Regions from separate parts of the Mus musculus genome. Here all the other regions are linked to region 4. The links are chromatin loops, found by intact Hi-C in ENCODE. Cell type or tissue: left cerebral cortex. All regions are shown on one strand. Region 1 overlaps Gm4681 (a long non-coding RNA gene). Region 2 holds the start of Rap2a (RAS related protein 2a). Region 3 overlaps Gm41250 (a long non-coding RNA gene). Region 4 holds the start of Mbnl2 (muscleblind like splicing factor 2). Region 5 holds the start of Gm26679 (a long non-coding RNA gene). Region 6 overlaps Mbnl2 (muscleblind like splicing factor 2).

What was found. Hi-C counts contacts between places; a loop is a spot of excess contacts. Peaks named below come from ENCODE experiments on the same cell type or tissue, not always from the same donor. Only the 100,000 strongest peaks of a DNase experiment are listed, where the experiment ranks them.
Region 1: it touches region 4 in a loop (5-fold over the local background); 15 of 42 quality-filtered maps call a loop at or near these places.
Region 2: a loop joins it to region 4, with 5 times the contacts of the local background. A loop is called at or near these places in 14 of 42 quality-filtered maps.
Region 3: it touches region 4 in a loop (2.2-fold over the local background); 2 of 42 quality-filtered maps call a loop at or near these places.
Region 5: it touches region 4 in a loop (3-fold over the local background); 31 of 42 quality-filtered maps call a loop at or near these places.
Region 6: it touches region 4 in a loop (2.2-fold over the local background); 8 of 42 quality-filtered maps call a loop at or near these places.

Annotation. Positions count from the first base shown.
Region 1 is chr14:120,135,909-120,140,908 of GRCm38, forward strand. Gm4681 (a long non-coding RNA gene) reads right to left here. Exons shown (of 7, transcript XR_001781467.2): 2 at 76-188. Among named protein-coding and RNA genes, the nearest start is that of Gm4681, 3.7 kb to the right of the region's middle. In left cerebral cortex, CTCF peaks have their summits at 2,147 (motif pointing right) and 3,049 (motif pointing left); DNase peaks (open chromatin) are centred at 1,069 and 2,116; H3K4me3 peaks cover 775 bases; H3K27ac peaks cover 1,740 bases.
Region 2 is chr14:120,474,600-120,479,599 of GRCm38, forward strand. Rap2a (RAS related protein 2a) reads left to right here and starts at 3,862. Exons shown (of 2, transcript NM_029519.3): 1 at 3,862-4,441. The coding sequence starts at 4,128. In left cerebral cortex, no CTCF peak of the experiment used is centred here; DNase peaks (open chromatin) are centred at 3,042, 3,605, 4,213 and 4,679; H3K4me3 peaks cover 2,927 bases; H3K27ac peaks cover 3,820 bases.
Region 3 is chr14:120,168,260-120,173,259 of GRCm38, forward strand. It overlaps Gm41250 (a long non-coding RNA gene), which reads left to right. Exons shown (of 4, transcript XR_874975.2): 3 at 1,914-2,074; 4 at 3,760-3,821. Among named protein-coding and RNA genes, the nearest start is that of Gm41250, 17 kb to the left of the region's middle. In left cerebral cortex, no CTCF peak of the experiment used is centred here; DNase peaks (open chromatin) are centred at 2,061, 2,680 and 4,842; H3K27ac peaks cover 1,402 bases.
Region 4 is chr14:120,272,687-120,277,686 of GRCm38, forward strand. It overlaps Mbnl2 (muscleblind like splicing factor 2), which reads left to right and starts at 2,983. Exons shown (of 8, transcript NM_207515.2): 1 at 2,983-3,219. All of the region lies in intron 2 of Gm52122 (a long non-coding RNA gene), which reads right to left. In left cerebral cortex, no CTCF peak of the experiment used is centred here; DNase peaks (open chromatin) are centred at 2,932, 3,834, 3,998 and 4,591; H3K4me3 peaks cover 2,757 bases; H3K27ac peaks cover 2,882 bases.
Region 5 is chr14:120,387,978-120,392,977 of GRCm38, forward strand. It overlaps Mbnl2 (muscleblind like splicing factor 2), which reads left to right. Exons shown (of 8, transcript NM_207515.2): 5 at 923-1,186. It overlaps Gm26679 (a long non-coding RNA gene), which reads right to left and starts at 923. Exons shown (of 3, transcript XR_003951152.1): 1 at 857-923. LOC115486414 (a long non-coding RNA gene) reads right to left here and starts at 766. Exons shown (of 2, transcript XR_383782.4): 1 at 1-766. In left cerebral cortex, a CTCF peak has its summit at 2,778 (motif pointing left); DNase peaks (open chromatin) are centred at 1,014, 1,224, 2,737 and 3,934; H3K4me3 peaks cover 1,174 bases; H3K27ac peaks cover 4,226 bases.
Region 6 is chr14:120,366,228-120,371,227 of GRCm38, forward strand. The region is part of intron 2 of Mbnl2 (muscleblind like splicing factor 2); the gene reads left to right. Gm26679 (a long non-coding RNA gene) reads right to left here. Exons shown (of 3, transcript XR_003951152.1): 2 at 1-5,000. Among named protein-coding and RNA genes, the nearest start is that of Gm26679, 20 kb to the right of the region's middle. In left cerebral cortex, no CTCF peak of the experiment used is centred here; a DNase peak (open chromatin) is centred at 2,941; H3K27ac peaks cover 1,927 bases.

The DNA.
Region 1 (5,000 bases), 140 kb before region 4:
TATAAATACATGCCTAGAACAGAGCCTTAGTTCATCCCGGGACTGTCTGACATCCCCACCCGACCCTTCACTTACAAGCAGCTGGGCTGCACCTTTCTGGCATCCGGTGTGCCTGGCTGCGTGTTGAGCATCAGGTATGGGTGGCTGTGTTTTGAGCAATCCTGAGTTTCTTTTCTCCATTGCCCTACCTGGTATAAAATAAAACAGAGACCACTGAAGTTCTTACTAGTAAGGTAGATTGATTAGTTTTTGAAATTGCTGCAATCAAATGCCTGGCAAGAAGCACATTGAAGGAGAAAATAATTTTAGCTCCTGGTGTGAGAGTGTGGGTCATCGTGTAGGTGAACCAGAACAGCAGGAGTATAGGGGATGCTTGCTTACATCTTAACAGATGGCACACAGAGAGACTGGGGTCAGAAGTAGGACTGAGCTATGACCCAAAGGACCTGACTCCCCACGACCCCTTTTCTTCAACCAACCACAGTTTCATAATCACCCAAAGAGCACCGAACTTCAAGCCAAGAAGCATTCAAACACGTGAACTTGTTTAGAATATCTTCTATTGAAACTGTATCCTAAGAAAAGTGGCAGGGGAGACCAGAAAAGTGAGGGTAATGCTTTTGTTATTTTGTTATTAGTTTTATTATTTTGTTTCTTTTTGTTTTCTTTGAAGGGTGTAGGAGGAAGAGGTTTCTCCCTGCTGAGATGACAGCATCTAAGGCTTCAGTGTCCCCTCCCCACAGTTCTTCCCTGAAATCCTGTGAGTTCTTGTCCTAACAGCACTGCAGACTGGCAGAGCTCCATCATAGCTTACCATACTTTCATTCATTTATGACTGGCAAGGGCTGTGCATCCAGAAACTCTGCAAGATATGGTCTCGGTCTACACGTTGGCTATGACTGACAAAGGAGGTCTGATGACATTCATCACCAGGTCAGGGTGGACAACTTTGGGCTTCCTTGGCTCCTGTGCGGTATTGTGTTCTCATGAGCAGAGTCTCTGGGTACTCTGTGCAGACCGAGGAGAGTTCTGGAAGAGGTGCTAATGTATGCTTGGCAGTAGCTACTGAATGTGATAATCAGGCTCCGACTCTGCGGCGCTGACTCAGCTTTTTTCCTGCCAGGATGTGAAAGGTACCATCCAAAGACTGAGAACAGACACGTGGTGGTCATCTTGCTGTCTCCAGAGATCTATTCTTATTTGGTTGAAAAGCCCAGAACATCATCTATAAAATAAGAGGACGGTGCCTTGGAATCTCTACGGTGACTTTCAGTTCTTATCAGGTTTAATTGTGAAAGTTCCAGTTGAACTGTCAGAATGACAGCGATGCTTCATAACCCAGTGTGAAATAAAAATTTTTAAATACTTTTATGGGCTGGAAAATACCATTAATCCACATCCAGATTGGACAAGAGTGAACTGTCTCCCTCACTTCACACCAGGAGGCATCCAAAAAGTACAACTCTAAAGGGTTGGTCCAAATTGAAGAAAAATTTCTCTGGTGATCTGGACTATTGTTTCTGGGCCCTAAGAGGAGGGGATAACCCTGCTCCATCTTAAAATGTCAATCTCTAGAGCCTTCACTGTGTCTAGTTAGGAAAGACCAACACATGGGGTACGTTTCAACAAGTCAGAGTTTAAAACCTTGAAGGTCAAAGCAGAATACAGCTAAAAGATCTATGATCTTGAAGGAGCTGGAAGCTGGGGCTGCACTCTGGAAACCAGGCATTGCCACCCACCACGTCGATAGCTGGGCTTGAGGAGGTGTGGCGCCACTGGAAGACCATAGCCAGCTGCCCATCTCCACACCACTTCCTCTCAGTTAGTCCACTCCCCCTCCATACACACACTCCAAGCCTTGCATCTCTTAACCGGAAAACAGGAAGGCTCCTCCTACTTTTTAGGGTTGTACACAGACTTTCCCAGCGCCTCCAAGACTGGACGTGTACGTGTCCTTTTCTAGTCTCCGCCTTCCTCTTAACACTGGCTCAGTTGGAGCTCCAGGAAGTCAATGGTTTCCTTTCCTGAAGCGAGCTGGTAGCAGCCTGGTGTTGCATAACCTGCAGGATGAGCGCTGGGCCCCGAGGGAGCCAGCGCTGGCCTCGCAGACAGGCTGGCGCGAGTCCGGCATTCCGTCCAGCAGGGGGCAGCAGAGCTCGTCGGCGCCGCTGCGCAGCCCGTCTGGGAGACTGGAGCCATTACAACCCCTCCGGGAAAGGCTGGAGTCCTCAAGCATCCCATTCTCATTTGTGGAAGCATTTTTCCAGCCTCGTTTAAGCTAGGACACAGTGTTTCGGCAGCTGATGCGTAATCGCTTTGGTTTTTGGGGTTTTTTTTGTTTTTTTACTTTCTTGCTCTGCTTTTGTTCAGTTTTAAAGAGGCATTAATTACGTTCCTAGTCATATCAATGCGCACCAGACACCTTGTATTTCGTTATAGCATCCCTTCATCATCTTTGCTCCAATTTCCAGATGATAACCGTGCTATAAGTAACTGAAAGATGTAACTATTTCAAAACAGGGCTGAGACTGGGGCTGGAGCGAATAAGGAAAGGATGTATGGGTTGGTTTTGGGAGGTTGTTTTGTTTTGTTTTGTTTTCCTTCTGTTTTTAACAGTCTTCTGTCCAGACGTATTGGACATGATGTAATAAAAGCCCGATGTAGGTCCAGCGCTTTTATAAATGCTTGAGGATAGGAACTAAAATGATATTGGAAGATTTCTTGAACTGAAAGACAACATATAATTCAGTTTTTCCTTTGAGCAGTTGACCCAGGCACGGGTGGGGGGTCTATGATCTTCACCCCAGAACTGCTGGATCACAGCCTGACGTTCCTCAGCTCCCCAGACGGTTTCTGTGTGCTTGGAAGTCTGGGGAACAGCCTGGGGGGGGGGGGCTCCTAGTTTGCCTTCAAATTTTGGAAGGCCTGGGCTGGAAAGATGGCTAAGCAGTTAAAAGCACTAACTGCCCTTCCAGAGGTCCTAAGTTCAAATCCCAGCAACCACATGGTAGCTCACAACCATCTGTAATGAGATCTGATGCCCTCTTCTGGTGTGTCTGAAGACAGGTACAGTGTACTTACATATAATGAATAAATGGATCTTTTTTTAAAAATTGGAGGGCCAATATCTGAAAAATCTTGAGTGTATTTGTTTGACCTTGTTCGGAAGGGCAGGAATAGCTTCAGTATATATGACCCCTGAAAAAAGAGGAGATTCTCCAGTTCCCCAGAAGAAAAGGGAATTGTGGGTTGGGGGGGTGGGGTTTATCTCAAACCTACTGGCTTCATACTAGTTACCAGCAAGTTCAAACTGGGATGTCTCACCTAAAAACTTCTTCCCTCTGATTCTTATTACTTGTAAGATAGGGATGTGGTTTTTAAAACCCACTGGGTTGTGATCCCCTCCCTCGCCGCATGGCCGTATGTGTGTGTGTGTGGAGGGGTGAGTGTGAGTGTGGGTGTTTGTGTGGGTATCTTGTACAACTCATTCACGGATACAAACAGTGGCAAAGGTGCAGGGTGATGTGGTTTGCCCCGTGGTAAGCGTCATCACAGTCAGAAGAAGCTACTATCAGAGGGATCATCACAGTGGTCCGAAGGTCCGGAGAGACTCCGTGGTGTTAGAGCACAGTGCGAGGACAGATGCGATAGACAAAAGGAGGAGAGGGCAAAATTCACACTAGCACCCAGACAACGAAGGGCAGACGTTCCCCTACCAGACCCTTAAAAATATTGGTTCTTTCGCAGCAATGCTAGAGTTGTGAGTTTCAGACCCTTCGAGGCAAGCCCTTTGAGTCAAGCGGAACCAGCACAGTCAGGCCGAGGGAGCCCAGTCAAGCCTAGCGCCGGAACCGCAGCCTGTCTACGGCTTCTCGTCACATGGGCACAATTAGCCGTGAGTGGAAACAATGAGACAGCCCCAAAGAAGATCACAACATGAATGTGACCACTGGACCTCGAAGCGGCACTTGTCTTTTCAACACCATGTTATTAACCAGGAAGGCAGGAGTGGCCTCCCCTGGGAGGCAGGCGCCAGCTCCAGGCAGCCTGAGGCCCTGTGCTGGCTAGGAATCCTCCCTACGCAGGACATCAGAGAGATCAGCACGGGATGTCCGGTGGACCCAGCAGGCTCTCTGTAGCGTGGTGGGTTGAAGTCACAGGATCACCGAGGAGCTGCAAACTCAGCCAGCTGGCCTTGTCGCCTCCATTTTCATCTCCCTCTGTCTCCCCTGCAGAGTCTCAAGTAGGTGAGATCTCAGATCCTTGAGAACAGTCTAACCTTGGAGTCTGCCCTGAGTGCCATTTCTTAAGTGGTATTAATTATGGAAAGTGCATGATAGACAGTAACCCATTGTGTCAAGTCTGCCTGACAGTATGTTTTCACAACGTGACATTGGCCTGCTACTGAACAGCAAGGAAAGTTCAGCAAGTTTGAGCAGCCTTTGTGCCATGGATCACTCTGTCCTTTGGGGTAGACGACTCGGATAGCGGAACAGCCAGGGAAAGCCGCAGCAACAGCCAGTGAGGAGTGGGGAAGACAGCCATTAGCCATCTTGGCTTCACATGGTCTTGGTTGAATTGACATACTCATCTATCTATCTTGGGAAATGTGTTTTCCGACTCAACTTCTATCCATGTCAGGGCCTGGCATCGGTCCTCCGCTTCCCATATCTGGTTTTCCCACTACTCAGGAATTCCTCCAAATTTCAAAACCAGGCACCTCCAGCATGTGAGACACTGACTGGACTCCATCCTGGCTGCTCTGTTTGTCATCTGTTGTTTGTTCCAAATGAATGAGTGAATGAATGAATGAATTCTATAGAGAGCAATTGAACTTTATCCTGGTTTTATACATATATACCTTCCTCCCCCCCCTTTTCTGAGTTTCTACCTGAGGAACAGGTGGTCAACTTTGTCACCTTCCTGGCAGTCAACACTGGTTCATTTCTTCCTTTTCCCCTCCAATTTCCAGGTGACATTTTGTTTCTTTATGAGATGCC
Region 2 (5,000 bases), 200 kb after region 4:
TCTGAGGCAAGACTGAATTTCTTATCACATTTTTCTTTTGTCTTTCCCCCAAACACATGATTGAAGACTTAAGCTTTTGGAATCAGAGTTGGAACAGTACTTATATAGACATAGACACGAACATAATTAAGATCAGGATATAGACACCAATATTTCCCCCAAATCTTCAATTTTATTTTATTCTTATACTGGGAATAGAACCTCAGCCTTGATAAACAGGCCTCACTAAGTTTCCCAGTTTGGCCTTGAACTCATGCAGCCTAGGCATGTTTGAATTTTGAACACTTTTGTGCTTAGAAATCCTGGTAATTGGGTTTAGAGCTATACACCACCACATTCTACCCTGACGCCCTTCTAATTATAGCAACTCACCTTTCAAGCAATAGTCTACATGCCACCACAAACCAGGACTGTATCCTCATCCAAGCCATAACAGGTAAGAAAATATATTCCTGATCATAATTTTTGTTTTATATATTAGTAACAAGAAAGCAACAAACAAACAAAGAAACAAAACAAAACAACTACTTTCATAAGATGAAAAACAGGCCTGTCAGAATGGGAAACAGACAGACTACAGATACCACACCATAGGCTGCCATCTTTATACCTCATGAAAATGTAGAAAGGCTTATGAAATGTCAGGGAGAAAAGCCTGAGAAATGCTAGGACATGTGACTAGCAACCCACCCACAACTTTGTGACAATGTCTATTATGTTTACTTTAGTTGACAGACTCCCAACTCTGGGGGAACTAGGAATCACAAAAAGATTTGCTTAGCTCCTGGATCCAAAATCCTAAGACAAGCCCACACCACAGACCACTGCCTATCTAGATTTTCAGCCCACACAGTACTAGATAGATAGACTATGCACTAGACAGTGCATAGATAGATAGACTATAGTAGACAGTGAATAGGTAGACTATGTACTAGACAGTGCATAGATAGACCATGTAGTAGGTAGGGCACAAACTACCCAATAGTTACTTCAGTTGCCAACTGAACAGGATGAAAATGCACCCAGGGCAGTGGGGCACTCTGGGGCATGTCTGTAAGGAGTTTTCAGAGGAGTGGCTGAGGGCAGGGAAGAAGAACCTTGAATGCATTTCCACCCACCCCACCAGCTAGGGTACTGGACTGAAAAAAGGGGGAAGAGGAGAACTGCCATTCAGAACTCCCTTCTTCCAGAGTGTCAGAGATGTGAGTGAACAGCCTCCCACTCTGGCCACAGGCAGCTAGCCACCTAGTGCCAAGCCATTCCAACCACTGCAGACTCTATACTGTGAGGCATGGGTGAAAGCAAGCTTTTTCCTTCAAGTTTCTTTTGTCAAGTATTTGGCCACAGCAGTGAGAAAAGCAACCAATGCAGGTTGTCATATTCACAAAAAACACATGTTTCTAGGCTGTATTTAATCCCCGTGACACCTGAAAATGTTATCACTCATACAGTTTGAATTGTACCAGAAGCATTCTGCTTTTCCTTGGGAAAACTATAGCTGCTACGGAGCAGAAGTAGTCACAACCAAGCCTGTCTTACAGAAAACCACTCTGTCTTACAGAGTCATTCAGACATGAAGCACACAGGGAAGCTCCCTCAACTTTAGTTCACTACCTTATATGAGTAGCTTAGACTGAGAGCAGAGCCTCTTCAGTTTTGACTCCCGTGAAACATTCCTGATGCTTCCCCCTACAGTTTCTTCACTGCCTGTTCTCTAAGTTTCAAGTTCTCAAACTTCCATAGTATATAACTGAGAAGTCACGACTGACCTGAGCTATATTGGCAGCCTTCCGTATCCATGCATCCAAACAGCAGCGATTCAAAATTATTGGGGGATGGTGTACTGTACTTAGCATGTAGATTTGTTATGAGTCACTCCCCCAAGGACTGTATAACCATTAGCCTAACGTTTGCAAAATATTAGGCATTACAAGGAATCTAGAAAGAACTGAAATGTGCAAGAGAGCATGTAAGCTAAGTCCAAATATGCCACTTCATACACGGGATTTGAGCATTTGCAGGATTTTGGTTCGGGGGTGTCCTGGAACCAAGCATCCATGGATATGATGCAAGGAGAGATGGTAGTTGACATTTTTTAACTTGACAAGGCACTTGCTCTAAACTGTTTTCAATAAAAACTTGCAGTTATGTTGTAGCTAGGTAATTCAAGCATATAAATTCTTAAATGTTCAGAAACAATAGGCATTTGGGGGACTCCTATATCAGAATACATTTTTGTACTTTGACAAGTGACAGAAAAGATGGCAAAAGAATGTCCCTCTGTTAGAAGAACCCAGACCGAAATCCACTCTACAATGACCTCTGTAAGAAATCAGAATGGTGGAGAGGTACACCAAGCTCTGACAGAACTGAAAAAATACAGCCTTCTGAAAAGTGTGAGGTAGTTATGGTTAGAGTTGTCATTTCAAGGACATGGTTTAATGAAGATAAATGCAACGAACAGTTATTGCAGAGGGTGTAAATTTTCATGTATTTGCGATTGTGGCTGGGAGCGTATGACGAAGATTCGGGGGCCAAAGATACGCTGGTTTACAACGGGGTAGAAAATACACATTTGAGGAGGCATGATCGGAGGACCACAGCAACTGCTGCCAGATGGATGTCTCCTGAGGGACCGGAAAATTTCTCACCCTGAAGACAAAAGTCCCAGTTTTCTCGATTCAGCCCACGATCCAGCCCGCATCCTCTGCCACCACTTCCATGCCCATCTCCAGGCAGAATGCCACGGAGGCGACGTTAGAACAGAACTCATCCCTCTTGTCTGCCAACGCAACCCGCTCCGGTGCCAGAACACCAGGGGGTCGGGCGCTCGAACCCTGCCCCTCCCAGTTCCCCAGCAGCCCTGCACTGTCTCCACAGTGCAGGTTTGATTGGCTCCGCCCAGCCCTCTGTCACTCCTCAGTTGGCCTACGATTGGGTACCAGGCCGTGCGCAAGCGCAAACTCTCAGCCCCTCCAGGCCCCGGAGGGGAGTTGGCTCAGTCTATCACTGGGTCTTACACCAATTGGTTAGCAAGATGAGACGCCTTTTCATTGGTCAAGAGTGGTAGTCTAGAGTCCGGACTCACAATCTGATTGGCTACAGTGAATCCGAGCTTCCGCGCAGACACCCCCGCAGGCTGTTGCTGAGATGTTCTGGGGTCTCCCGACAGTGGGGGGCGGATCCGAGCTCCAGGTTTTCCAGGCGCCCAAGGCTGTCTACCAGCCCGGGGGGAGGAGCTCGGCTTACGTCAAACTCGACAAGGGCGGGGCTAGAGGGCGGGCCGGTGACGTCATCGGGCGCGGACCGGGTTTGCGTGTAGCCTGGGCGCCACGGACTAGCCGAGCTTCGATTTGCTTGTGTAACTCATGGCGGCGGCCCTTAAGGCTCACGTCGTTACGTATAACGGGATCAAGCCAAAGCTCTCCGAAGGCTGACAGGCTGAGTCATGTATGTCAGCCATAGGCCGGCCCGTCCTGAGGTCCCCAAGCACGGTGCGCACGGCTTCCTAAGCCCACGGTCCCTCCACCGTCACCTCCCGCAAACCCCCGAGCGTGGGCGTCTGACGTTGCCTGCCTTCGGGCGGAGGAGAGCGCGCAGACGCAGTACGGAGGCCGGTCAGGCTGGGTGTTGCCGGGTGTCGCGGAAGCCGGTCTTCTCTGGAGCGCGCGGACGGTCGCTAGGCGACGGCGCGAGGGGCGGGCTTTCTTATAGACCCCTCCCACCCGGCTGGCTCCGCCCCGGGCAGCGCTGCGGCTGGGCTCGGGCGCGCGCTCCAGCGCTGGGGAAGCGGCGGCGGCGGCGGCAGCAGCGGCGGCGGGAGCTGGGCGTGGAGGCGCGAGGGGCGGGGCGGGCGGCATTGCGGGCCCGCGGTTCGGGCGGCTCCGGCTCGAGGTCGAGCTCTGTTGCTGCTCTCGCCCTCGGGGCTGCATCGTCCTCCCGCTTGGCCCGCTCACAGGGCCGCGCACGACTCGTTCAGCTGCAGCCCCGCTGCCGGCGCCCGGGGCGCTGCCGCGGCCGTGAGCCGACGAGTCCGTAAGGGCGGCGGGGCCGCGGGGTCGGGGCGCGGCGCGCGGGCGCAGGTCTATGTCGCGGGCGGCGGCGGCGGCGGCGGCCGCGCAGGGACGATGCGCGAGTACAAAGTGGTGGTGCTGGGCTCGGGCGGGGTAGGCAAATCCGCCCTGACCGTGCAGTTCGTGACCGGCACCTTCATTGAGAAATACGACCCCACCATCGAGGACTTCTACCGCAAGGAGATCGAGGTGGACTCCTCGCCTTCGGTGCTGGAGATCCTGGACACCGCGGGCACCGAGCAGTTCGCGTCCATGCGGGACCTGTACATCAAGAACGGCCAGGGCTTCATCCTGGTCTACAGCTTGGTCAACCAGCAGAGCTTCCAAGACATCAAGCCCATGCGGGACCAGATCATCCGCGTGAAGCGGTGAGCAGAGCGGGGCACACGGGGCTCGGTGGCTGCGGCGATCCCGGTCCTTGGCTTGCCCGGGCTACACCACCTCCTCCAGGGGCTCAGATTTGTGGGCTTTGTTTCACAAGTGAAATTGGGCATCCTGTTAACCCTCAGCCCAGCCCTTTGTCTCTAGGACGTTGGTAGCGCTTCTTCGGGACCCTAGAAAGAACAAAGTTTCAAACTTGCAAGGAAAGAAGGGATGAGTAGGTGGGCGCTAGGGAAAGGGGAGCTGTCTTAGTGTAGGCACGCCTGTGAAGAGTGAGCGCGCGCTTAAATGCACCCGTAAGAGGTTTGACAGCCGAAATTTGTACATACATATCTTGTGACAGTGTCAATACTAAGTTAGGGGGGACCTTTCTCGTTGCGGAAAAGATTAAATGTTGCCAGGAGGTTGGCAGAAATGGATTAGTGCAAAACTTTAAAGACACATTGGCAAATAATTTGAAGACCACACAACATTCAGTTGGCTTGGCATATAGAAGCACACTTGTGACATTTACGCGGAGAGCGTGCAGATTCAGTTCTCTTTCTC
Region 3 (5,000 bases), 100 kb before region 4:
TCACTTCAGCTCTCATGACCTAGTCACTTCTCTCAAAGACTTCCCTCCAACCTCATCCTACATTTCAACACGTGAACTTTTCGGAGAGATAGACATTCAGTGACTGGCACCCACCCAGTCGTCAAATCACAGATTCAATTGTTTCAGTAATCTAGTTTACTATCCTAGTTAGCATATTAATTTAATTTAATTTAGTTTATTCTGTTTGGGCAAGTTCAACGTCTCTGTGAGCAAACAAGCAGATAAACACAGAAGGCGGCACGGCTCTTCCATGGGACTCATTAGAGTCTTCTACCTGGATTAGAGGGACAACCTAAGATCCAAAGACAGGGTGTGGATATGCATCTCAGTCAAGCATGAACTTAGCATGTGTAAAGCCCTAGAGTCAATCCCCAGAGCGCGCGCGCACACACACACACACACACCCCAAATAATAAAGAATTAAATAAAAGAGAACATTGATTAGAAGGTTCCTTTAATACCTGATAAGGCATTCGGAGCACAATGGTAGAAATCAGAACATGCCAGGACTGTCATGTGGGGATGTTGCCGTCGGCTTGTGTGCCGAGAGGGCGTAATGAGAACCTAGGAAAATGCTTGTTTTACAGATATTGCTAATGCCTTTGGGAAAATTTTTGTCATGATTTCTGAAGCCTGCTTTAAATACTACATAGAAAATAATAAAGTACATGTGTCAAAGCGTGAACAATTTACAATTCCAGGCGATGGGTGTATGGCGTTTGTTATACTATCCTATCGTGACAATGATAAGCCTAATGAAATGGAAAATTACAAGTTTAGTTCGGCAGTGTAAACGCAATGTAGTGATTTATAAGCCCTATTTAGGGATAATTGCCACGTGTACAATGGCTATTAGGCCTATTGTGAATATGTCAGACTCATTTTGGTCAGTCCTTTTGATTACCAAAGCGCTATGTTCAAGAGCATTCAGAGGCCAGTGTAAATGAACAGAAAGCATCTACCTGCATGGAGTCTTGAACCCTCCACGAGCCGGAGTGGTTACTTGTCCAGCCCATTTGGTGGCTGTCATTTATCCCCTGTGAACAAATAATAACAACAGGCTGAGACAGCGCCATGTCCTCCCAGCCCTTCCACATATCTTCTGCCCCCCTCTGTCCCTCCTACCTTTGGGGGCTTTGTGGAGAGAGATTGGTTTTATTGTTTGTGAGATATCATCTCACTATGTAGGCCTGGCGCCCCTGGAGCCCATCAGGTGGACCATGCTTGGAACTCATGGTTTCTCCCTCACCTCTGCCTCCTCAGGGCTAGAATTATAAGCAAGCCAGGATGCTGGCTTTGCCTCTCTTAGGCTGAGGCTAGACTCGCTCTCTTTCCTCTCCCCCAGCCACATGGGATCTCCTGCCGGCACCTTTCAACCTTTCTCCAGCTCTTCAGATGGACTCTTGTAGGACTCCCTCAGCCCTTGGTCTGCTTTCGTTACACTGAAGGGTTTTATCGTGATTTATTACTCACTTCTCTGTTTGACAACCCTCCCTGCAAAACCATCTGTCTCTTTGTAGCAGACTGGTGACATACATACAGATGAATCACGCACAGGTATACATACAGCACACTCGTGCACACTCCATGCCCCTTTGATGCGTCACGACAGGTGAATCTGTTTGTGCCCTAAGTGACGCTAAAGAGTGGGGCTGGGTGAACCCGTTTGCTTCTTGTTGGTGTCTTGTTTTCGTGTGTCATCTCCAGACTCCCTCCCCAGAGGCAGCAGCTCACGTTCACCTTCCCCTGTTGCTTGTTGCCTGTTGCTGATTTCTGCATTTACTTCCCTTGTGCGCCATCCTGGTTTGTTTGGGGTAATTTAGATTTTAAACCATTCTTCTCTAGCATCTATGATGCTTCTTCTAAATTGAATTTTTTTTTTTTACCTTCAGGGAGCCAAGAACTCTGATGCTTCTAAATTTACATCTGGGTAGCAGATTCGCTCTGAAGTTGGACTACTGGAAACAAATTCAATTTTTCAGAAATGTTACAAAGAGTTACATTCTTTCAGTCTCATCCACCCAGCTCCTCATTGGGGACAGATGGTCTGTCCGTAAGTGTAATCAGGAAGGTTCAGAAACATGACAGAATGTTTCTCTCTCCTAAGATTTTTCTTGCTGGTTTGGCTTCTGAGAAATCTATTCTCCCCCTGCCCCATGCTGACAAAAATAATATCCCAAAGGTCTACTACACTGTCTTTCATTACAAACACACATATATTATTTACTGTATAAATGGTGAGAGGCTAAACTTTACCATCTTCAAAAAATAGAAACTTGGGTATTTCCTCTTGCAACAACAACACCACCACATTTTGTTCTTAGCAAATGGAAATAGAAAAGCTATAGGCTCTCTGCAAAGAGAGAGTTGCATGAGAAGAACCAAAGGTGTGGGGGCGGGGGGAATCACTGGATCCAGAGCTTGTCTCAAAACTGTCCTTTATTCCTGTCCTACCTCTGACATTTCGACGCGAGCCCCAGCTGCAGTCCCCTGAGCATGCTTAGAGGATGGCATTTAATACGATGAGCCCATGATGCATGTTCAGTAATGTAACAAGGCAGAAACCTCTGAAATGCAAATCTATCCCAAACTATTCTCATGCCAGTAGAGAAATGGCCCCCAAACCAACTGTGCCGGTTCCTTTTCAGGAAGCTGTGCTAACTTGGAGGAGAGAATGTTAGAATTCTTGCCATCGCTGGCTATTCCCAGCATCCTTCATTTAAAAGGAACATCCATATTTTTACCTCCTGTCTTGAGATACACCACGGCTGTGGTTTGCTGGGCAGCATCAGCACTGCTTACACAGACCCTACCATAACCATCTCTTACTCTATAGAACCCTCTTACATGGCTCCACGTGCTCCAAGCTCCAAGGGGAGGGGGGAGCCAGGGAAAGACTCCCAAGATGACACAAGGACTCACACACATCCTTGGTGATCTGAGTCGCTCCCGTGGAAAGCTGAAGTCCTCTGTTACTACAGCCTGCAGAGCTGTGTGTCCTGGAGACAGATGGAGGCAGAATGAGCTGACTGAGGCCAGGCAGGCCTGAGCCTGCTCACCTTTTCCCTTGAGCTTTACATCCTCAGAATATCAAGTCTCTGAAAACAGGCCATCGCTCATGTTTCCTAAGGCAGGAGTTTGTTCTTGTTAAAGAGAAAGGGAAAGGCTAGCAATTCTATCTACAACGTTGACTGGAAACACACACACACACACACACACACACACACACACACACACACACAATAGGAAGAATAACAAAACAAAGCCCCAAGGGATACTAGCTTTCTTGTTTAACGAAAATGTGTGCATATTATAGCCACATGTAATTACTGCTAATGGTATATAAAACAGTATAAAGTGGTTGCTTTAATAGGAAAGTGTAGTAAACACGGGGTAATGATGTTATTTAGTTTTCACTAACAAATCCATATTGTGCCATTTCTACAAATAATGGAGCGGGGTTTCTCTTAGTGAGGTGATGTATTCATCCTGATGCCTGCTGGGTGTGGAGCTTAGTATAAATGTTTTCACCTGCTATATGTTCTTGGAAACCTAGATTTGACAAAGCTAGACTCAGTTCTCCCATCGAAACAGCTTCATCCCCAAGTTCCCTTGCAATATTTAAACAGCAGAGTCAGCTTAGCATGGCTCACACGTCTGAATTTCCTCTCTGCTTTCTGTTTTCCTGGTCATTCCTTACAACCCTGAACACTGCCTACTTCCTGTCCTCATCTCAAGTCAACAACTGGAAGGAGCATACCTCAGAGGAATGTCACCGGCTGACCTGAGGGGAAACCAAAGGTGTGTGTCATGGTCCAAGGGACAGGACTGGCATGAAGCTTTGCCAACCACAGTTTTGTTTCTTCATTGTAGAAATCTTCCTGGTTTTCTTTGAGAGGACTTACAGCTGTTCTAAGGAAGTGAGGAAGTAGTAGCAAATTTTGTCTTTGGCCTTTCTGGTTGCCAAAGAAGTGGCAGTTACGTCAGGACCAAGGGTTCCTTCCTTTTACCCATCCACCCAGCCTAGATTCATGCTGTCAGCGACCCTTGCAATGCGGTGTTAGAATGTAATGGTCTACAAGTCAGCGTTGTATCTCCACTGCAAGTCACATGACAGGCTCTGTCAAGGGCCTTGCTGCCTGCCTGCTAACTAAGATTTGCCATTACCACTAACAGACTTTTTAAAAAATAATTTTACAACACATCTATTTGCTAGGATTATTCTAGCTATAATTTATATTAAGTAACTCCTTTAATGCTTTCATTTTGTTTATCCTCTATCCAATGGGAATAGTTTAAACCTGACATACTTGTGAGGGGGCCAGTGATAGCTTGGTGGGGAAGAGGGTGTGAGAGGTTATTAGCAGGGAACTATGTATGGTTGAGGAAAAGAGAGTGCCAATCAGTTGAGTCCTGGGCAGGCTGGGGTTCGCACCCACTGCTACAAGACTGTATCTCCTCCAACCAAGATCAAGAAACACTCAGAAAAGGGATGGGAGTCAGACTGCTTTAGGAAGTGAGTGTGAGGTGCTTATCCAAATAGGAGCAGAAACAAGAGCAGCATCTGGGAATTAACTACCACACTCCACGCTTCTGTTGGTAGCTGGGGAAGCCAGCACAATACGGGAAGCATGCGCAGTGTTCAAGGTGTGGTGCACACGCCCTCTTCTCTTATTTACACTACCCCAGCCTCCAATACATAGAAGAATGTTTTCCATATGTGGATTGGTGAGATTTCTAAATTGGAAATGTATGGAGACAATTTGAGCTGGCTTATAGAATGCGTGTTCTCTTGGCAGTTGTCCCTAACTCTATTTTCATAACTGTTTCTCCCCACCCAGCACTGTAACTGTGGGTGAGCGTAAAGTACCAGCCAAGCATCAGCTAGCGAGTGGTTCTACTTCTACAATACGGAATGATTTCCACCTCCACTGGCTAAATCAGGAAATGACCACATTTACCTGATTCTTCAGTTTACA
Region 4 (5,000 bases):
ATCATTCTGCAAGGTTAGCTCGTCAGCATCTAAAGTTTGGGTGGGGAATGTGAACACTTCAGTCCCTAATAAAGTTTTAAGTCAAGAAATATGAAGAATAAGATTTAAAAAAATGTTATTGCTCTGTAGGAGTATTCTGAAGGACCTGAAGAGGGTCAAGGACATATTCCCAGCCAGGGCTGAGGGCACAGGCTGGGAATCCTTGCTACCTTGGAGACTGAGGGTGGAGGAGCACAGACTGAAGGCCTGATTGGGCCACAGAGTGAGATGCCCACACCCTGGAAACATAGTAACATCATTTGTCAAATTGTTAAAAAAAAAAGGGCAATAAAAGACTGGACTACATGTAGCTCAGTGGTGGAGAATTCCCACACTATATGCAAGGCTCTATGTGTGAAGGACATCACAGGTTCACGAAGAAAGGGTGTGGGAGGGAGAGAGAGAAGAACAGGAGGAAGAAGAAACGGAGGGCTGGGAGGAAAAGAGGAAACAAGATGAAAGCAGTGTAAAGAAAAGAAATATGCCCTCAGGGCGCAGCTACTATTTCAAGAGTTAAGGATGTCAGTGAACAGAAGGACATTGGCAGGAAGAAACAAAGTAAAATGTTCTAAATATTCAGGTGGTAAACTCAACAGACTTTGACAATGGATTTCAGGTTACTGTTGGAGAGGGAAGTGAAGAAAAGTGTCAGGCTTTTGGCTCTTATAAATCAGTAAGTGTGACATCGTTTCTTGTGATACCAAATAACCAGCATGTTTGTGTGTGACTTCTTGTCCAACACAGAAATTACGCCAATGACAGACATCCTCTAGTGCAGCTCTGTCACACCAGCCTTTGTAGAGATGCTTTGTGCACATTCTCTTAATTAATGTAGGACACAGACCTAGCCTTCTAAAATGGCAAGATCAGCTCAGGCAAGCTAGCTACACAAGGCTGCATTGTTAGAGGCTTAAAATAGTCTGGGACAACGACCAGTACAGAAGCCTTTTGAACATGAGAGAGGCTGATGTGGGTGAGGCCGGCATAGCTGAAGAAATGGCAGGTGATCTGAGGTCTGTACAGTGTGTAAGGAGGGGAAGCGAACATGGGGTAGAGAGCAGGGAGCTTCATTTAGGAAAATGGCAGACTTAAAGTGGACTATAAAGGCAGGGGCCACATTTAGCAGGACCTTGAAAGTCTGTAATTTGGATTTTATGGAGGGACAGGTTTGAGTGTAAAAGGAACATGACTTTACATGACTTCAGAAAAACCTGTCTGGCAACAGGGAAGACCAGAACCGACGTGCCTTGAGGACCAGAGGCTATCAATTAGCTTTTGTACCATACAGGGAATAGGTCAGGGCTCTGGCCGAGCTGGGAGGAGAACACTAAGAGGCTTAATGTCTCTGGGTGAGAAATGGGCTTGACAGAGACTAAAGTCTAAGTAATAAGATTGTAAAAAATGGGGATTTCGTGTCAAAAGCAGGAGGAGCTGGGGAAGAAGGTAAGTTTGAGATCAACACTCAGGTATGTGTGCATAGGTGTATTAACAGTTTAAAAAGATTTCCACTTGTTTAAATGTAGCTAATTTAACTTTCCAGGAAAAACAAAACAAAACAACAGACTTAACCAAAGCCTATCAAAGATAATATTGACTAGAAATGAAAATCAATATTAGAGATTAAAGTGAAGAGGAGTAAAATAAGATATTCTATTGAAGAAAATTAGTCCACAAGTCACAAGAAATGATGTGTTTTAAGAACACAATTCCAAAATCTAAAAATACCAAAACCATTACATTCTGCCCTGTTACTCCATTCCAGATGCATTCGTTAAACAGTTGCAGAGAGAGAGAGAGAGAGAGAGAGAGAGAGAGAGAGAGAGAGAGAGAGAGAGAGAGAGAGAGGCTCAATCTTTCAGATGAATAGGATCTTTGTTCTTGCCTGTAGTTAGTCACGGGACCTTCATACTTAATTTTTAAGATGCAAAATGTTGTGTTTTGTGGAAGGAAAATGTGTGCTTATTGTGTTTTCTAAATGCCATATGTTTTTGTTTTTGTTTTCAAAGCATGCAGAAATGCTGTTGACTGAGAAGAAGAAAAAAATAACCCTTTCCGTTCTTTTTTTTCTTGCTTTATCTTAGGGAACCTCTGGCATCTGTGGGTCAACCTTTGTAGATTGAAAATGGAGGATGTCCCTTAGGTCAGTGCCATGTGTATTCAGCAGTAAACGCCCTCCAGCAGTCATTGCGGCACTAAAGACAGGATGGGCAACGTATGAGCATTTATCAAATGGCATCTAAGAAGGTTAAGACACAGTTAATCCCCCAGTGGGTGCCAGCCAAGAGCCTCAAAGCTTAATGTAGAGATATCAGTTCTGTCCTTCGGCATCCCCTAATTGAAGTCTCTAGTGCTCTGGAAACTTAGATGGAAAATATATGGGTTCCAGTAAGTAGCCACTGAAATGACAGCTCTCTAGAAAAGCTGTGTGCTGGGGCTTCAAGCATGGTCTGGTCTTCAGTGTGCAATCCAACTTGGCTATAGCCTCCCTCCGTCATGGAAATTGCCTGCAAATGTTTCGTAAGGTATCACTTTGCATGAAAAACACTGAATTGTCTCACAAACGAATGTGTACATCTATGTCAGTATGCTTCCTCAAACGCCCTAAGACTTTAGTTTGGGATCCAATTGGATTTCTTGGCCATCTTAGGAGTTTCGTGATTCCCGGAGTGTTTATGATGCAACTCCCAGCTACGGGCTGGGTGTCTCGAAGCGTATTTGTCTGAGCTACCCCTCTCTGTGCTCTGCCAATTATGTGCCACTTTGTCTCGGAGCTATGACTGCTTTCCTCGGAGAGGGAGATCCCTTTTCCATCAGTATGGACGCACTGTTTTCAGAGCCTGCCAGCGCTGTGTTGCTGTGTCAGTCATCCTATGAGGACCAGTTTCAGACGAGGAGGGCTGACGAGCTGGCCGGGGATTGGTGGGCTGAGCCTGGGCGGGGCCTGTGGGAAGGAAGGGCTGCAGCTCACAGCAACAGAGTTTAGACTGTCTTTGCTTCATCATCTGAAGGTAAAATTTTCCAGCCACGGCCGGCGGCTCGCAGAGTACAATAAACAGGGACGGAGAACTATTTGCATGGACCCCCCTTCCTCATGATGCGGTGGAGAAGCCACGGCCACTCGGTCCTGCCAGATGTTCTTGGGGTTACTGTACATGGGGAAGACGAGCAGAGCTAAACAAGGTAGGAGAAACAACCCCCCCTCCCCAATTTTTTTTTAATGTTTAAAGAGTTTGCTGCAGTATGCTGCATTCCATGTGTGTGCTTAGGGAAGCCAGGGAGACCGATTCCACTAATTCGAACGGAATACTCGCAGGAAACCCTGGAGTTTTACGTAACGTTTGGATTTGAGAACAAGAAACGGCAAAGCTGGAATCTACGCCGCCCGTTTAGGGTGAGGCATTAAAAAAAAAAAAAAAAAACCGAGGTTTTTATTTATTTATTTAAAGGACAGATTTGTTTATTATTATTATCTTTAATTATCTGAAAGATCCAGGCCAGGATTATCTTAAGATAATGGAGGTTTTTTACTGCCAGAGTGGGCTACAGAATAAAGTTTACGTGTTTCCTGTTCTTTGAAAACATACTTGAAATTAAGAATTTAAAAAAAAAATCTGCTTAAATAATCATCGGCTGAACGTTTGGGACGAAAATATGTCTGTTTCTTGGAAATTGGGGGCCACCCTGGTGCTACAGGGCAATGGCTTTAATTGAGTTTCAAAAGCACATTTTAAGCAGCACCAGGGCAGAAGAGGAAGCTTCCTGGCTAGTCTTAGACACTGTGGTTCAATGTTTACATTGCTTTTCCTGGCAGCCTCTGTCTTTGTTTCCAGCTTAAAAGTGGAACCATTATATTCAAAAGTAAGGCTGGGTTAATAATGCTTACTGCAATTATCTGATCTGTATGCATTTTTAATGAGAACACACAGCCAGCAGAATAATTTAATGAGAGCAGGCTAGCTTTTAAAGCTGGGCTCTCACTATGCCCAGCCAGATCAACTTTCTTGCCGAGAAGCAGCGGCTGGAAAGGGTGAAGCAGATTTATTTTTAACACACTTGGCCCAGGAGAAGGGAAGGCTTTCTCTGTGTTAAAGAATTCTTTCTGCCCTTTTCCGTTTTAAATTTCTGCCAGGCTGAGGAAACCGTGTTTTTTTTGTTAGGCCTTGGAAGCATGTGTTTACAATAAATGTGTAACATTTTTAGAATAGTTAGCAAGCACTGAAGCGAAGGGGGGAAAAAAAACTTGCCTAACTGCCACCTCCGTGAATGTTCTAATGTTCTTCAAAAAAGCCTTACTGTCTCTTTAAAAGACAAAGATTAAGTCGGAAAATGTCTATTAGGGCATTTTTATATTTAGGCAGCAACAAGGAACAAAAATTAAATGAGACATTTTATCATCTATGTAAGAGGAAGTTTCTTCCTCTCGTTTGCTCCGTTCTGAGGGAGAGCAGTGCTCATTTAAATAAGGGCAATGCCACGTACCACGGTTTTTACTTTCAAGGAGAAGTGCAGGACACTAGCCCAGAACTCCTGACGTCATCCCCCAACTATTTCTGCTGTGTGTTCTTCTATTCAGCTTGTGGAAAGGAATAGTTCTCTATGTCCAGGCCAGGAACATTCGAACTCCCAGTTGGCAGGACTTGAGTTATGTCTTCCCATTTAAACCCACAGCCCATCCATCCCCCCTCACAGGCCAAATAGGGCAACTTTGCCTACCTGCCTGTCTGCCCAGGTTTTCTGCAGGCTTCTGGCTTGGCTAGAGAAAAGCCATGGCCTGCCTCAGGGAGCCGGATTTCACTTTCTTTCTGGTCTAACTCGCTCTGTGTCGTGGCTCAGTAAGCCTTCCTGTGTGGCCTATCCCAGGGGGTCCCGTCCCAGGGGGTCCTATCCCAGGGGGCCCATTCCCAGCCCCCCTGGAAACTTTACCTAAGGCCCAGGTTATGCTACCAAGTTCAAGGTTGATT
Region 5 (5,000 bases), 120 kb after region 4:
TACAGGCTAACCATCCTTTTGTACCAGGAACAGATAGCACCCCAAAGATACTATCGTAGTAGGGGGTACCAACTGCGAGAGAGAGAGAGAGAGAGAGAGAGAGAAAGACAGAGAGAGAGAGACAGAGAGATAGAGAATGAGAGAGAGATGTAACCAGCACAGAAGCATTGTAAGACATAGATAGAGTGACTAGAGAGAACTTGAAGGGAAGAAAAGGGGAAGGAAGGGAGGGAAGAGAAGGAAAAATAAATAAAAAGAAAGTATATGTGAATTATATAACTCTGGTCACGTAAGCATAGTAAAAAGGAGGGTGGGATGATAGCAAATAGATGATTGATTGATTGATTGATTGACAGGCAGATAGAGAGACAGACACACAGACACACAGACACACAGACACACACACACACACATACAGATGTGCATGCTGTATAATAGGTAGATATATGCACAGGTTGTATAACTGTTTCCACACAGGCGTTCAAAGACGTAAGTAGGTAATGGAAACAAATACGCTAACTTTGCAAGAACAGTGGTGTCTTTGTTCAATTATTTTTCCTTTGCCGTTTTAGGTAAAGAACAGATTTCAGATTAATTTCTCAATTTTGATATCCACCCTAGAAAAGTGGGCAAAACAAAACCCAAATTAACTCTTTAGCAATTTGGGTAACTTGGGTTCTAGATCATTACAGTTTTACCCTCTGAACCTAAAGACACCATGAAGGGAAATCATCTCCTCCAACTCCTCCTCCTCCTCCTCCTCCTCCTCCTCCTCCTCCTCCTCCTCCTCCTCCTCCTCCTCCTCCTCCTCCTCCTCCTCCTCCTCTACCTGCACCTGGTCCTCTCCCCGACCTACCCCTCCGTTGGCGCGGTGGCCACCAGGCTTTCTTCTGCAGCACTCTGCTCTTTCCCGTTATCTCAGGTATGCAGGGAGTTCCAGCGAGGAAACTGTGCCCGGGGAGAGACAGACTGCCGCTTTGCACACCCGGCAGACAGCACCATGATCGACACAAACGACAACACCGTAACCGTTTGTATGGATTACATAAAGGGGCGTTGCATGAGGGAGAAATGCAAATATTTTCACCCTCCTGCACACTTGCAGGCCAAAATCAAAGCTGCGCAGCACCAAGCCAACCAGGCCGCGGTGGCCGCCCAGGCAGCCGCGGCCGCGGCCACAGTCATGGTAAGTGCGCCCGCCGCGCCCGCACTGCTGCGCCTCCCAGGCCGCGGGTGGTGCTTGCGGGTGGGAAGGAGCTGTGCCTCCGGGCAGCTGGGAGACAAGGCTGCCATTCCCGCTGCTCCGCTGCCTAAGCTCTGTCGTCATCCCCCACCCCTTCTTGTTTTGTTCTGTTTTGCCCTTCCTTCCCTTCACAATAACTAAATCCCCAAGGTTCAGGGAACCCAAGCTGTGAGCTCTGTCCCCTCTGCAATCTGGTCTCCAAACCTCCCCCATCCTTACTAGGATCATGGGTCTAGGGCCTTGCAGTGAACCAGGAGACAAAGCAAGTGGTACAGCCCTATGCTACAGTCAGTTAGGGGGGAAAGGGGTAGCCCTCAGAAATGCCCAGCAACCAGTGACCCCGTCGATCACTAGCTTCTCCTCCCCCCATTTCCCCTTGGCTGGGCTGCCTGCCAACAGGTCAGGGCGAGTACAAGCACAGCAGCCACTCAGGAAAGGATGAAATGGAACTGAGCTAGCTGGTGCTAAAACGAACGACCTAGAAGACCTCTAACCCAGGCTAGCCCTTTAACTCTCCTCACTGTCCCTCAGGAACCAATGCTGCTATCTCTCCTGAATCTCACAGCCTCCTCGGCCACAGGAAGCATTGTCATTTTGACCGTCTGGGAGCCTATAAAGACTCCAGAATCTTGTCTCACCTAGAGTCTCGGAATCAGAAGATTTAGGGCCTGGAAAGACAGCTCAGTGGTCAAGTGTGGACAGTCTTTGGGAGGACTGGAGTTGGCTTTCCAGCATCCACATCAGGTGGCTCACAACATCTGTAACTCCAGCTCCAGGGGAGCTGGTCTGGCTCCTAGTAAATGTACATCTTCAGACACAGACACACACATACACATAACATTTAAACGCCCCCCAGGTGTTCTGTATGCACGCTAACATTTGAGAATCACATGCCCAGACCACTCCTCGGGCTCGGTTGTATTCAGGAATCAACTGAAGGGTTTGGGAAGGATCTACCGTTGATGCCTAACCCTATAGCAGCTGGTACAGTGCTATGGTTTGGGAAGGAACCAGGCCCAGGCCCTCTGAATCTTTGGGGCGACTCAACTCCAGTGCACACCCACAGCTGAAAACCAGGGCACTAGGTTGCAGAGATTTTTTTAATGAATTTACTTTAGAAATCTTTACATGTACAGTGGGCACATCACTCGCACCCATTCATAGAAACCACTTAGAGCCTGCCAGCCCTCGGCACCTGCTGGGTGGGGTGAATGAAGGAGGCTGGTTGCTTTGCCCTTCAGGAGCTTGGCATGTAGAGTGTGAGCAACTGTGCTTGTCAGCCACAGCGTGGGAAGCATGGTGGGCTCCAGAGAGAAGGAAGGACACAGAAGCGTACCCTCCCTGGGCAAGAATAGATAGGACTTCAGAGATGAAAGGCACCTGAGAGTGTAGTCTAGGTGCTGGAGAGATGGCTCAGTGCTTATAAGCACTGGCTGCTCTTCCAGAGGACCCAGGTTCTATCCCAAGCACCCACATAGTTCACAACCATCTCTAACTCTGGTATTAGAGCACGCAGCGCCCTCTTCTGGTCTCCACGGGCACTGTAAGTGGTTCAGACAGTCTCCATTCCTGTTCACGTGGGGCCAAATGCATCCACATGAGAGGAAAATAACTCCAATGAAGGGTTTAGCGGAAGTGGAAACCCTAAACCTCAGTATATTTGGGGACAAAGTGGAGGCATGCAAAGATAAAAACACATAAATAATTCAACCTATATGAAAATGAATTATCTTTAGAGAAAATGAGCCCTTTAAGTCTGTGAGTGTAGAGGACTCGGTTTCCATCTACTTAATGAATATCTTATTCGGTGAGAGTCTTCTCTGTGGTTAGTTTTTCAGACCAGCCCCAATTTACTGCTCTTTGTGTTGATTCTTGGCCAGCAAGGTCATGTTCCCACACGACATTCATTGTATAAGCCACACCAGGGACTTAGGGCACTCCCTGGCCTAACCAGGACTCTGCTATTGAGACAGTAGCTTAACTGGCCAAGTTGACTTTTTCTGCATCATGTAACACCTTCAAGGAAGAGAGAAAGACAGGGCTTGGGAATGTTGGGGACGGCTACCAGGTCTGTCTCCCCTTTCTCCCTTCCACCCCCCCTTGGCTTGTCATTTCTACTCTATGAGACCAACATCTCCCCATGACACAGCCATCTGTAGGGATATATTCTTACATCTGATGAGAGAGGAAACAATGTTTCAACAGAGGCTCTGATTAAAGGCGGGGGTGGATCACTGCCATTGTCTTGGTGGCTACATCTCTATGGTCAAAGTGACAGAAGCAGATTACCCTGGGCCACAGTGGCCCAGCTTTAGACACGATGAGCTCTGGAGATGAATCTGGAAACGTTTGTTCCTCTCACCCAAATACCTGTGAAGATTAAAAACACGGTAGTCACCGTGACTATCAAGCTCACCCCCACCTTGTCATGCTATGTTTATACGTCGTCCTCGAAGTCGGAGTTCCAATACACACAGCTAATACCAAATCCAGTCCTGAAGGGGCAGTGTGCAAATCTGTGTCAGTGGTAGGCGACTCAGGGTGGTGGAGATAGGAGCAGAAGTGTCCATTTACCTAAAGCCCCACAGTGTGAAGGCACAGCTGAGCTCTGCCAGGGGCCCTCCTCCACGGTCTCACGTAAGCTCATCAGAATGCAGGAAGATTACTGCAGTAGATGCTGCGAGAGTCAGTTACCATAGTTTCTTGGATTGTTACACTGTGCCCAAATTTGGAGTGCTGAGCAGTCGCAGGATTTCGAAGCATCTTTGGAGGCGACCGAAAGCAATGTAGTTTCAGAACAATGCCAGCGCCTCTGTGACAGTGATGGGAAGATTACCGAATCTGTCATATCTTTCCAGTTAATGTGAGGGGCTCCTTTGAAACCAGCCTTGGTATAGTTTGATGAACCTTACAGGCAAGATTACCCAGAACAGTGCAGAAAGTCTATTATTCTATTTCCTTATTTAGAGGACAAATGGAGAGCTGGGTGCAGCTGAAAATGCTAACATTCCATTCCCCAGACTTCCTGAGCCGAAGACAGAGCGCTTCCATGGTGTAGGTTCTTATTATTGTCCAGGGATCTTCCCCCTGACTTTAAATAGTCAGGCATTACGAAGGAATTTAAAGCTCCGACTCTTGAAAAGAAGAGGCATTTATCTCCATTTGAGCCTTATTCTTTCATAATTCCTCTTAAAATATGAGCATCTCTCTCACGAGAATTTTCCAGACCTAAGAGTAAGCTTGTCGGAGGTGCCCTTTGCTAGTTTTAACACAAAGGGTATTTGATCTTCATGTGTAGTCTTTGTTCACATAAACCAAGATGGATGGCAATGGAAAGAACTGGTAACGGGACAAGCTGCCGTTCGCCAGATAAGTTTCAGTGGTTCTGGAAAACACTCACCGGAACTCCAAGCCCACGCTTCTGTCTGCCTCATTTTATGACCAGTGAGCCAGCACTTCTGATTGTTGCCCCTGGCTCTCCCCACCTCCTCGATCCCCACCTGTGATGCTGGCCTGGACAATTGTTCTCACCTTGACCTGTACTGTGATGGTGCCTCGACTCTGAAAAAGAAATCTCGGCCTCTCATAAAGTCTTATCACTGGTGTCTGTCCATTCAGACCTAGACCATAGAGGATCAGTAAGAGAGACAAGGCTAGCAAGAAAAAAGACCAAGTGTCTGGCGTGCAGTGGGGTTCTGGTTAAATTGCCCTTTCTTGCACTGGTGCCAAACAGGCTCCTAACACACCCGGGACTGCT
Region 6 (5,000 bases), 94 kb after region 4:
AGGACAGGAGCCAAGAACAGGGCTCTGGGGTCACTGTGCTGTGCTCACATCTTGGCTTTGCCTCTTTCTACTTGTATTTGTAAGGGTATGTGACATAGCCTGTGCAGGACCTTGTTCTGCCATCTGTCAAGTGGAGGTGTCTTCATACTACTAAGCAAAACATTTAGCATAATTTCAAGGATGCAGCTGAAAAGAACCATTTAATGATTAGTAACAAAACGGTGTGTATTTGTTGTAATTCAGTCAACAAATGTTATCAAGAATCACTACCATATACATATGTGTCTGTGTATGTATATATGTATGTATGTATGTATGTATGTATGTATAATGCTCTTTTTCAAAAGTATTATTCTCTTTAACAACGAATCAGTTCAGTTTGCAAATAGATCAGTTTGACAGGCAATTTCTGGACTGTTCTCAAATACCCAACTCTTAACAATGGATGGGTCCCAATGTTAGGAAGATTTATTCCAGTTCACCCAAAAGTCTGAAGAGGGAGAGGGAGTGATGTTTTGCTCCGTGTTTGTTTGGATTCCATCAAGTTTGATGGTGGTGAACACAGTTGTCTGGGTCCATCCATCTCAGAGAAACAGTCAAGAGCAAGAAGTCTGAGAAACGGCCACAGATGCTGTGTCCAGATGGGCCACAGCAAGAGGAGTCTAGATGGGCTTTGAGAAAGAAAACATGGTGTGTAACCAGGGTGTTCTGTGGTAATCAAGCTCCCCACACTTGGTAGCAAAGACAGAAGAAGCCACGTGGAATATTCACACGTAAGTTTCCGCTCTCCAGTATGTAGACATGGCTGGTGGGAGGCAGAAGAGCAAGGCCAGCAAAGTAACCCTGTGGGTTTGTTTTGTTTTGCTTTGTTTTTTTCAACACTGGGGCACCAAGGCTGCACATCCAGGACAGAAAGTCAGGGTCACTTCTGGGTCATGCTGTCCTAGGAACTTGGACCTTGATCAGGATAAGGAGAAATCATTGTGTTAGATGACCGCAGCAGTAGGCGGTGCCTAAGCAGGCGAGTGTCTTCCCATTTCTCTTTCCTTCCGCCATCTCCCTGTTTCAAGCTACCCTTGAAGGTGGCCTCACCTCCAGGTTGAGATTGTACAAGTGCCTGGCTCGTGTGTGCACGGTAACCGCAGAATGTTGCCCCCCTGAATTTATCTGTTCGCTTTCCCTTCCGTTTTACTGGCGGGCTCCCTCCTCCTATACAACTTTAATACCAAGGACCATTTTTTATCGAGTCACTGTCTGTCATCAGAATTTAAGAATTATCCCAACATTTCTCTTGGAGAGCAGATCTTCGGAGACTCAGTAGGCCTTCCTGAATTGCTAATGAGCTCCTCAGTGAAACACTGTCTGCTCCTAAAATAAACCTCTCCTATTAGATTTTCCATATGAAAAGTTGGGTAGCTTTTAGACCGACTAGTTTCATTGGTAGAAAAATCACTGGGCTTGATAAAGATTTACAAACAGTGGTCATTTATTTCTAAACAAGCAAGATGATCTCATTACCCAAGTTAATTAAAGAAAGGAGTCTATCTGCAGAGCCAGACACCGTAGGGATGGGACTCTCCATTCCCAGAAAGAAAGTGTGTTTCTTAGAGGTTGTTAGCTTCTGCAGCTGCTATAACAAGAACTGGAGACAGGATGGCGTAAAGCAATGGAAATCCACTCCGGCAGTCCAAAGTCAACATCAGCAAAGTCATGGTCCCTCTCACACCTCCAGGAAGAATCACTTTTCTGCCTCTCACCTGTCTGGGGACCGCAGATGTTCCCTGCCTTAGAGTCACCATCCCCTTCCTATTCCTCACCCCATTCCCTCTGTACAGATCTCCCGTTTGACAAGTAGCTGGATGGGATGGCATGGGCCTGTACTCCCAGCTACTCTGAAAGCTGAGGCAGGAGGATCACAAATTCAGTGCCCGCCGAGGCAGACAGACAACTTGGTGAGATCTTTTCTCACGCTTGCTTTTTCTTTGTTTTACGAAGTCAGGTGAGGTCTGGGAGGATGTAGCTTGATGGTGAAACACTAGACTTGCCCAGTATGTGCAGGCACAATTCTTACTGGTTAGGAAAAAAATGTAAATGAAACGTAAAGGAGCTCAGACAGTCGGCAGTCATGCTGGATCAGCTCAGCTAAGCACCTGGTGTCCGTTTAGTCTTCAGTGAGCTCCAGTTAAGGTCACTGTCACTTCCAGAGGTAGTAGGTATTAGGACCTCAGTTTATCTTTTTCATGGAAATACAATTCAATGTAGAACATTGCTGAGCCAGTGTTATGCCTACCCAAAAGTTCATAATAATATCACGTCATCTGTTCTCCTTAAACTAGCTTTCAAATGTGGAGCCAAAAATCTGTTACTCGGGAACCTCTTCCACCAGCCCCAAGAGGCAATGTACAAGGTTCGTGGTTTAGTAATGGCAGATCAAAACACACTGTTTGATCTTTGACTTTGACTTGACCTTGGAAAGTCCCTGAAGTCTCTCTGAAACCCTTCCTTCCTTACCCTTAAGTTGGGGTAGCAGTCACGCGGGTGTTGTGAAGCTGTAATAATAGTGTAACAATGTAACAGTGTGTGAAGACTATTCTGCTAGGTGTGATGTGATTGTTTCATTGTGAGTCTCTTAAAAATGGCTCTGCAGAGGGCTGATTCTGCAGAGGGGGTGACAGAAGGGATCTGAGGCCAGTCTGCCTGGATGGAAGCACAGGTCTGCTGCTTCTGAGCTGCATGGCCTTGGGACGTTGTTACCCTCACCTCCCCGTGCCTCTGTTCCATCCCATAAAACAGGGCTATTAACAGTACCTCTTTAAGAGCTTGTAGTAAAGATTAAGTAGGAATGATCTTTGAAAAGTGCTTAGAAACTGCCTGCAACATGATAGGTGCAGTATTACATAACTCCCTGCTATTTCCGTCAAGGACAAGGCCACAGCGTCCCGTCCTGTGTGCAGTTCCACCCCAGCTTCTGGTATTAAACAGATGTTCAGAAACCATCTGTGGGATGGGTAAAGGGATGCACACACCACTAAGCCCCGACCCCACGTCCCCTGTAACTGCCACACTTCTTCTCCAGACAGTGCCCCAGCCTGTGCTATGGTGCAAGCCATGCCTGCCCTGCACCTACCCAGCCTGGTTTTTCTGAACAAAGCGCAGGCTCCCTCTACTTCAGCTGCATCTGTAGGTCATTGCCAGACCACTGAGTGGTCCAAAGCAACCTGAGAAGAGTGTTTCTTTTCTTCTGTGATTCAGCATGATGGCACTGTTGAAATGTCTCTGTGCTTTCTTATTTTCTAGTATTTCTCCCCTCTCCTCATGTCTTTCTTCCCCCTTAGCCCACCCTTTCCCTTAGCACTGTCCCTTCCCCTTCCTGAAAGCATTCACACCTACAGTACAAGGAACAATCATGCATTGTGACTTTATCACAAATATGTGGTATTCAGTCGAGTTACCTTAAGTACCTATCTATTGAACATCAGCCAATCAGAACGCAAGGAACCTCCGTATTGAAGGCTCCCTGATAGGTTGAGTTTAACTGTCTGATGGCTGAGGTCCTGCACTGGTCAGTACCAAAATTTGGAGGTGGCATTGGTGTGTGTGGACAGAGGAGTGGCAGAGATACTTAACAGCATCTGGCTTGGGAATGTGCCTATTTTCTGTCTAAAACTGTATTCCCTGTGTTTTAATAAATGGCACAGACACACCAGTGCATACTTGCTAAATGTCAGCCTTTAAGGCTGTCTGTCTGTCTGTCTGTCTATGAGTTCCAGAAGTACCCCTCCCCTCACTCTGAGGCAGGTGATTAACCTGCCTGATAACCACGTAGCAGGGGTTGTGTGGTTGTGGCGTACCTCTGAATAGACAGCCCGTCCTTGGAGAATGACCAGCCTTTAGAGTTGGTAACAATTGGTGATAAAATGGTGGCCAGCATTAGCTAAACATTTATTCTTCAAATAGCCACTTCTGACTTCCTACCAGGACCCTGTGCCCTTAACTGCGTAATCTGATTAGGGCTGTAACGTCATGACCAGCCCTTTCTGCTAAGGCTGGCAAGTTCCTGGCAGTGTGTTTGAATGGTATTTAACCCTCCGTGACATTCACCCATTCACCATTGCGAAGCTGGTGTGTGTGTGTGTGTGTGTGTGTGTGTGTGTGTGTGTGCGCGCGCGCGCGTGCGAGAGAGAGAGAGAGAGAGAGAGAGAGAGAGAGTTTGTGTTCATGTGTTTGTGTTCATGTGTATGTGCACATGTGGAGTCCAAGGAAGAATATCAGTTGCCATCTATGTTGTATTTCGATACGGCATGCCTTATGGGTCAGAAAATCTCCAAGTAGTCTAGGCTGGCTAGCCATAGGCCCCCCGAAGTTCCACTTACCTGTCCCCATGTCCCCTGCACCAGAATTACAAGCGTGTGCCATTGTGCCTGGCGTTTCAACACTCTGAATCTTACTTACCATTTCATGGCATAGTGTATGGCACATGATAGGGTTAGCATGTTCTCGTGGGAAGGGGGAAGGAAGAAGTCCATTGGTGACCTTCACTGCATGAGGTCGGCTTCAGCGCTGTGGTCTCTGCAAATGAAGGAGCAAAAGAGGGCTCCCCTCCCCCACAGCAAGATCCCTGGAGCCATGCTGTGAATATTTCATGCACCCTTCTTCACCACCACCCCCCCCCCCCCCCGGCACTGCACACATTTATGAGCACTGCGCCAGAAAAAAAAGCCATGCGTCGCCACTAGACAGACAGGTCGCTACTAGACAGGTTTCTTGTTAGGTTGATAGGTATCGTGGTCTACACTAACAAACACCCCACATGACTCAGAAGACACGTACATTTTAGTTGAAAAAAAAAAAATAGAAGTGGGAAAATTTTCAAAGGAGGCAATTGTTGCCCGGAAATTTGTTTCCCTGAATCTCCAGAGAACTCGGGCGTTATTTTTGGTTTTACTGATTTCTCCAGACTGGCAGGTTTCCAGTTCTAACTTATAAAATGAGGAGGAGGA